2 separate regions of the Mus musculus genome follow, and region 1 is linked to region 2. The links are chromatin loops, found by intact Hi-C in ENCODE. Cell type or tissue: gastrocnemius. All regions are shown on one strand. Region 1 overlaps Immp2l (IMP2 inner mitochondrial membrane peptidase-like (S. cerevisiae)). Region 2 holds the start of Lrrn3 (leucine rich repeat protein 3, neuronal).

Evidence for each region. Hi-C counts contacts between places; a loop is a spot of excess contacts. Peaks named below come from ENCODE experiments on the same cell type or tissue, not always from the same donor. Only the 100,000 strongest peaks of a DNase experiment are listed, where the experiment ranks them.
Region 1: a loop joins it to region 2, with 2.3 times the contacts of the local background. A loop is called at or near these places in 5 of 42 quality-filtered maps.

The regions. Positions count from the first base shown.
Region 1 is chr12:41,027,706-41,031,705 of GRCm38, forward strand. All of the region lies in intron 2 of Immp2l (IMP2 inner mitochondrial membrane peptidase-like (S. cerevisiae)), which reads left to right. Among named protein-coding and RNA genes, the nearest start is that of Immp2l, 5.6 kb to the left of the region's middle. In gastrocnemius, no CTCF peak of the experiment used is centred here; a DNase peak (open chromatin) is centred at 2,292.
Region 2 is chr12:41,485,106-41,489,105 of GRCm38, forward strand. The region is part of intron 4 of Immp2l (IMP2 inner mitochondrial membrane peptidase-like (S. cerevisiae)); the gene reads left to right. It overlaps Lrrn3 (leucine rich repeat protein 3, neuronal), which reads right to left and starts at 952. Exons shown (of 2, transcript NM_010733.3): 1 at 466-952. In gastrocnemius, a CTCF peak has its summit at 2,120 (motif pointing left); DNase peaks (open chromatin) are centred at 194, 884 and 2,163; H3K4me3 peaks cover 1,406 bases; H3K27ac peaks cover 293 bases.

The sequences.
Region 1 (4,000 bases), 460 kb before region 2:
CTGGTCATAGAAGCACATTTCCCACAGGTGTCTTCTAGAGTCATTGTTCTTACGAGTTAACAAGGGGAAAGACTTCCTGTTCTTGGTGAGTTTTTACACTAAGTTTTTGTAGAAGAAAAATATTTTTAAAGAAAGCAAAACCTCACTTTAGAACCTATTGAGCTGAGTGTCTTGGTTCACACCTGGACAAATGAGGCAGAGGCAGGCAGATTTTGAGTTCTAGGTTAGCCTGACCTAAAGCAGACATTTTTTTTTTTTTAATTTAAAAAAGGAACTTGCTATGTTTTAAAAGGTTCATTTTCTTCTCCCTGCCCCCTGCCTCCTCTGTCCTTTCCTTCTTTCTTTCTTTTAGACAAGTTTTTCTGTATAGCCCTGTCTTCGAACTTGTCCTGGTCTATATACTAGGCTGGCCTCAAACTCAGAAATTCTGCCTCCAAGTTAAAAAGTCCACTTTCAAGTCTACTTTCTTACACATTAGCAACTTAATTTACAGAAAAAGAATAACAAGTAGCATTTGGGTTTCCAGATTAAAGTACCAAAGCCTTTCAAACTCATCATATGCTATTAGAGATGATGTGTACGCTTAGAGATTCTTAAATTTTTCCATTTACTCCCTTTTGTCTAACACATTTTAAAAAACCCCTTGGCATATAGGGTATGTAAAGTAGGTATGTAAATCAAACATGTACTTATAATAAATCATAAAGCAATTCATTTAAGAATAGTTGTTTGGTATATGAATTCCTTCACCATTTATTACAGAAGAGAATTTGCATGGTAATGAAATAGGTGTTCTCATTTATTTGCATACAGAATTAAATCTGGCCTGAAGACTAGATGCTTCAGGACTTATAACATCTTCAGCACTTCCCATACTGGGTCCATATTCTGATTTTATAATCATTATTGCCAAGAATGCTGTTTCATATAAATATGTAGTAAAAAAATGACAAAAATATAAATATGTATAAATATGTATACATATAAATATGTAGTAAAAAATGACAAGAATATGTTTAGGGCCATCTCAGAAATTGTTGGAAATTCTGTTCCAACCCCAAGGCAGAATTTTGTTTTATTACATTGGATGAAATTCAAGTCATCAACTCAAACTATATATATATATACATATATATATATATATATATATATATATATATATATACATATATATATATATTTTTTTTCTTCTGAGACAGGGTTTCTCTGTATAGCCCTGGCTGTCCTGGAACTCACTTTGTAGACCAGGCTGGCCTTGAACTCAGAAATCCGCCTGCCTCTGCCTCCCGAGTGCTGGGATTAAAGGTGTGCGCCACCACCGCCTGGCTTCAAACAATAATTTTTAAAATCAACTATTCTAGAGCTGGGCATGGTGGTCCAGCTTTCAGGAGGCAGAGGCAGGCAGATCTTGAGGCTAGACTGGTCCACATAACGAGTTACAGGACAACCAGGGCTATGCAGAGAAATCCTGTCTTGAAAAACAACAAAAATGAGCCATTTAACATAGCGCAGTGATTTAGCCACTGATTCGGCACTTATGAGGAATGATGAGGAAAATAGGAAAGTTTTTATTTTTCTTAATTGTGCTATTATGGCCTAGCAGTGGTGGCACACACCTGTAATCCTAGCACTCAGGAGACAGAACCAGGTGGATCTCTGCGAGTCTGCTTGTTGTAGAGCCAGTTCCAGGACAGCCAGGGCTACATAGAGGAATCCTGTCTCAAAAACCAAAAAAAAAAGCTATTATGTTTCTCTAAGAAACTTGGCATGTACAGGAAAAACAACTGCAGCTTGTAACTTCTCTTTTTCTTTTTCCTCTTCTTCTTTTTTTGTTTGTGTGCTGTCCCTTGATGTTATGCCCCGCAGCGCCCTTCCCAGATTTTTTATTTTTTAAAATTTTTGATGTAACTTGAGTTGTGACTCCTATTTGAAAAGCTGGCTTTACTGACAAGTGTAGTCGTATTTTAGAGAAGATTGTATTCTGATAATCCAGCATGACTAAAACGCCTCTTCCATGTTGGCACTGAGGGGCATCTACAAATGCTGGAGCCTTGTCGTTTTGGATTTGAGAGTGGGCTGTGTGACCTGGGGCAGAGTTCCTCATCTGTAAGGTGGGATATTTACTCGAAGTTGCTGTGAACTTCAGTGATTGTAAGGTAGCAGACTGACTGCCAGGGAATTGATGGTTGGTTCTTAGTGGTTTACACTTTTCTTCCAGGTCTTGACCAAAGGAATAGTGATTTGACTCCTTGCTTACATCCCTGCTCTCCTCATAGTCAGGACTTGCAGCCCCAGTAGGAGGGGCTTCCCATGGGATTTGGTGGTGGCAGGGTAGGGGTCGGGAGCTGAGAAAGGATGTAGAGCACATCAACAGAGAGGAGCAGTGGTGAGCTGATAGGACAGGGAGACAGTCTTTTGCTCAGTCCAAGGTAACGTACACATAAGGTCCTGGAGTGTAACAGGAGACTGAGGAGGCCAGAAAAGGCTTTGTGCATTCTTGCCACGCAGAGAGTAAAACTGAACACACAGGAAAGGATAAAAGTGTTCAGAGGACATATACAGTTATAGAAGGAAAAAAAATAGTTGAGTGTAACAGGTGTTAGGCGTTAGGCAGTATTGAAACTAATGGTCCCGCCAATAAAAATGCAAGGATGCTAAAAAGGAGTGGCCAGAGAGGTCAAGAGACCTGTTAAAACTTACCCATTGAGCAAAAGTCCCCAGAACAGTACAGTTCTAACCTTCAGTCCTTAGGGCAAACATTGGATGTCTAGACTTGCTTATATCAGTTGTCTGCTACTGTTTTCTCTTTGGCTTACATCTCCCCATTTATATCCTGCGCCTCTGTTAACATTGTGCATTTTCTCTCTGTGTTTTTATAAGATTTCACGCGTAGATGAGAGCATGCATTGCGGAGCACTTTTTTTCTAATTCTGGCTTATTTCCTTTAACCCAGTGGCTTAACCCAGATATTAACCATATTATGGCAAATGACAGGAGGGATTTTTTTCTTTTCTCTCTCTCTCTCTCTCTCTCTCTCTCTCTTTCTGTTTTCTTTCTTTCTTTCTTTCTTTCTTTCTTTCTTTCTTTCCTTCCTTCCTTCCTTCCTTCCTTCCTTCCTTCCTTCCTTCCCTTTCTGTCTTCCTTCTCTTTCTGTCTTTCTTTCTGTCTTCCTTCCTTCCTTCCTTCCTTCCTTCCTTCCTTCCTTCCTTCCTTTCTCTTAGACAGAGTCTTGCCATGTAGCCTAAGCTTAAACTCAGCATCCTTTTGCCTCAGCCTTCTGACTGCAGGGGTTACACATGTATTCTACTTATTACCCCACTCTCTCCTTCTCTTCTAAAAGCACACTGAATAGTATAATATCTCATTGTATATTTATACCACTCTTTATACATTTCCATGTTAACAAATGCTTAGGTGTTTTTTTCCCCATGTGTTCACATACATTAGGATGGCAGCTTAACTAAGAGACAGCATTGGCCAAGATGTGAAAAAGGGAACATGTACAGAGATTTTTGAAACATCATGATGTTCTAAATAAATTAAAAATAGAATTACCATTGAACCCAGCAGTCCCTCCTCAGAATAGGCAACCACAGAAAGGAAACCACCACCATGTAAGGATGCTGGCTGCACTGAGAGTTCCGCGAAGCTTCTCAAGGATGTTCTCAAGAATGAGAACCAATGTTTTTGTTTTTTAAAAAAATTGAGAGAGAGAGGGAGAGAGAGAGAGAGAGAGTTAGTTTATGCTGAAAGGAAGGGGACTAGAGAAAGGATAATATGAAAGTTTAATTGTATGCATCCTGAACATGATGTATTTTTCTGAATGACAACCAACTTGAGTATGTTTGCCTATTCCTTTCCTGGTTTTTAGAGAATTTTTGATTCTACATTTTCCTCCTCCTCTTCCTCCCCCTTCTTCCTCTCCTCCCCCTTCTTCCTCCTCTTCTTCCTCCTCTTCCTTCTCCTCCCTTCCTCCCTCCCTCCCTTCCTCCCTCTTCTT
Region 2 (4,000 bases):
AAGAGCTGTGGGGGCAAAGGACCCTGATTTTTCCATCTCCCTCTGTTTCTCTCTCCTTCTCCCCTCTCTCCCGCTGCCTCCTCTGCCAGCCTCTCTGTCTCCTTCCCCTCTCTCTCCCTGCTTCTCTCTTGGTCCTTCTGTTCTCTTTTCTCTGCCTCAGTCCCCGTCTCTTCTCTCTCCCTCCTCTCTCTCTCCTCCCCCGGCACTGCTTTTCTCTCCCACTCACATCCTCTGATGGGCATTCAAGCTAGTAAAATGCCTGCTTGAGAATCCCACGAACGCAGCTAGGCACACACAGAGCCGGCGGGGTTTGCATGTTCACTCAAAAGTGAAATGCAAAGAAAAATGCCCTTAGAATTCAGACAAGGGGAAAACATCAAAGGAGAACTGATGTGTAAAAACTCCGGCACCAACAAAAACACGAAATAGGGAACATTTAAACAGATAGGTATATTTTAAACTTACCTTGCCTTAGCAGATGCAGGGATAGCCCTCCTCCGGTGCCCCTGCTTGCTCAGTTCCTTGGCTGAAATAATCACATGGCTGTCTTCTTGCCCCAGTATAAATAGGTGCATATGTATGTGTAATAAAGTACACACAATTACATACTATAGATATGCACACATGCAAGCAATGGTGTCTCTCTTTCTCTCTCTCTCTTTTTCTAAAATATAAAGGAAGGCAGGAGCCTGCAGCTAGGATTCCTTCTTTTGACTGGAACTCTCTCCGGCAGCAGCAGGCTGAGCCTCTCAATCCCGTGAAGAGAGATCCTGCTAGCTGGCGTTATTTCTCCTCGTTTCCATGGTGGTTAGTGGTGCATCGTTCACCAGATCAGTTGTCACACTGACACGGTGCTGCCTGCTCAGCGGTCATTAATAACTGAACACCCTCCACTCCCCAGAGAGGAGCCAATCGCTTCAGACTGCCAAGATGTAGCACTCGCAGCTGCTCCAGCCTGGTTGGCTGAAGCAGCCTGTCTGTCCTATGACAGTGCTGCTTAGGGTACAAATAAATGAAACAGGCTTGCATATTTTTCCTTGGAATCATTTTCTTTCCTGTTTTTTCTTTTCCTTTTGGAGCAATGTGCAGCGCTTTTCAACAAGTTCTCCCATTTGGAATGTGATCAGTCATTTGGAGAAACGGTGGGGTTTTTGTTTGTTTTGTTTTTCTGTTTTTCATTTCCTCTGAGATAAGACAGGAAACACTTATGAACAAGGATTTCCTGAATATTAAAAATACTTGATAGTGACTCTGCCTCCCTGTCTGTGAAGTTCAGCAGTGGCTTTACATTTCAGCCTGCAGCCTGCAGCTCTCCTGCCCCTTGTTTGTTTCCCTACAGATCCTACTTAAATCAGCCTATGTGCATGCAGCTAATAGCCTCTCTCTCTCTTTCACTCTCTCTCTCTCTCCCTCTCTCTCTCCCTCTCTCTCTCTCTCTCTCTCTCCCTCCCTCCCTCCCTCCCTCCATTCCTTCTTTCCATTTTTCTTGTTGGTACTTTGTGTGTGGGTTTATTTTTTGTTTGCGTATTTGTTTAGGTTTTACAATGACATTTCTTAAAATTACAACAAATATTTGCTTCTCCAATACTCACAACAATGGTATGTAAGGAGAAGCATATACAAAATAAACTTTTCCAATTATAACTACTTATCTATACATGGTATAACAAATCTGATGCCACACATCGGACATGTGTTGTATGTGGCATTGCTTGTGCCTGCATCCAGATGTACATGTATGTGTGTGTGTGCGCCTGTGTATGCGTTTTAGATGTATGATTTATTAGTAATAACTCAGGGATCCTTTCCTCTACAATAGACTGAACAGTTAAATTATCTCTTTTTGCACTTACGGCTATCAACTCTGAATGGCTACTTAACTAGGAAAATGTTTTCAATAGGAATTATATGTAAAACATTTGGAATATTTAGACTAGAAATCATGCCAGCGTGGTCATGTGTTCAGCTCCAGAACAACCATGACAAATAGAAGAATATAAGGGCATGCTTTCCAGACAGTATACTAGAGAGACCTCCTGAGAGGAGTGGAACATGGGAACAATTTTCAACAGGTCCAAAGCTGCCTTATCTGAGTCTCCCCTTGCTTTGATAGACTGCCCTCTAGTGGAGGAAAAGGAAATGGCATTTATTAGATTTACTGGGGGAGGGGGGAATAACAACAAAAAGCAAAAGCATTAGCACTAATTGTTTCTTAAGGTGTCGTTGAAGTGACTTAAACCGGTGTTCTGCGCCATGACCGTATGCCTGGAAGCTTAGCCTCACTAACATTGTCTTTTGACCACCAAACGCTTTCATGTTACAGTTTTCTTTACAAAAGCAAACAAACAAAATCTACCAATGCTTTAGTTATTCGTTGTATTGATCAATTTGTTGACGGAGTCAGGGCCTTTATCTTCTGCCTAGGCAATTTGAATGCTGGTATGGTAGGTGTTCCTCAGAATATTTTTATTTTAATATATAATTGATAAACTCTAATCTTTTTGATAAGCATGAATGCTAAACCAAAGTGGCTTCTTCATTGGCCAAATGGCATCCAATTCTGAGTGTTATCCTCTCACCAGACACTTACAGGTACTTGAGTGTCCACTCACAGGTATGGGAGGAGGATGAGTGTTGGGCTGTTACATTGGAGTGCATCGCATATAACTTAATAGCCTAATTTTACTTTCTTCACTTGAAACGTACTGAATTTTTCCACTCAATTTGAATATTTTTAGAGTATATACATGGAGAATTGTGCTATAATTGTAACAACTATTTGAAAAAAATTCCTTTTATATTGTACCAACTCCTTAAGCACTTTATTTCGATTGTTATTAATTATATAATCAACAAATCTAGTAATCTGTTGATTATTATAATGTATTGATTACAATGTGCTCTCATAATGAAGATAAGTTGTGAGGCTCGAACATGTTAAAAATAACTTTTAAAAATAAAACTAGTAGGGGCCTAGAGAGATGGCTCAACTGGTTAAGAGCACTGACTGCTCTTCCAGAGGACCTGGGTTCAATTCCTGGCAGTTCACAACTATCTGTAATGACAGAAAATAAAAAATAAACATTAAAAAATAAAATTAATAATCACAGGTAGTACTTAAATCCAAACATATTTATAAGTTCATGAAAATGTTTTTATAATTAATTAGGATTGAATACTATTTCAAAAACTGCCTTATATAATAATAATTTCCTAGAAAACTGTTTTTACCAAATGAATGTTTGCTGTATTTTCAAATGTAAGAAATGTGAGTGCTCTTTGAATATAGGTACATGATAGATCAAAAGTATATCGTACTTGTGTTTAAGTGTAATATCATGGGGTATTAGAAATGAGTTTTTATTAGAAGGGAGAGAATTACTCTGGCTATGAATGAAGAAGATGAGAACTCTCTCTGGCTGTAGGTTTCCTCCTGCTAAAATTATCAGCAGCTGGAATCGAAGTATATTTGGGGATTCCTTAACTTACCGGGGAAGACAGTCATTCAATGCAGTATTATTAGGTGTCCCCTCGAAGCACCATATGAGGATATCCCGCTGAGGGATGCAAAGATTTAAGAGCATTACATGTCCTAAAATTGCTTGTGGTCATCAGAAAACAGACACAGTATGGAATAGGAATGGCCTATAAAAATTGATCTCAACTTGTAGATTATGACTCCTTTGATAGTTAAATGACCCTTTCATAGGGGTCCCATGTTCAATATCCTGCATATTAGATATTTACATTATAATTCATAACAGTAGCAAAGTTACATTTATGACGTAGCAACAAAAAGGAAGCACTTCAAGTCCCCCAGCATTGGGAAGGTTGAGAACCATTATTGTAGAAAATCATAAGACATGTTTAACTTACACATAGATGCTGGAAGAGAGCCAGAGGCAGAGTGCCTCAAGTCCTGAGCAGGTCCCAGCTCCATCACCCTGTAATCTAGTGGATGATTGACAAGGGTGCTTCTTCTCTTTGCTCCTTCTTCCAT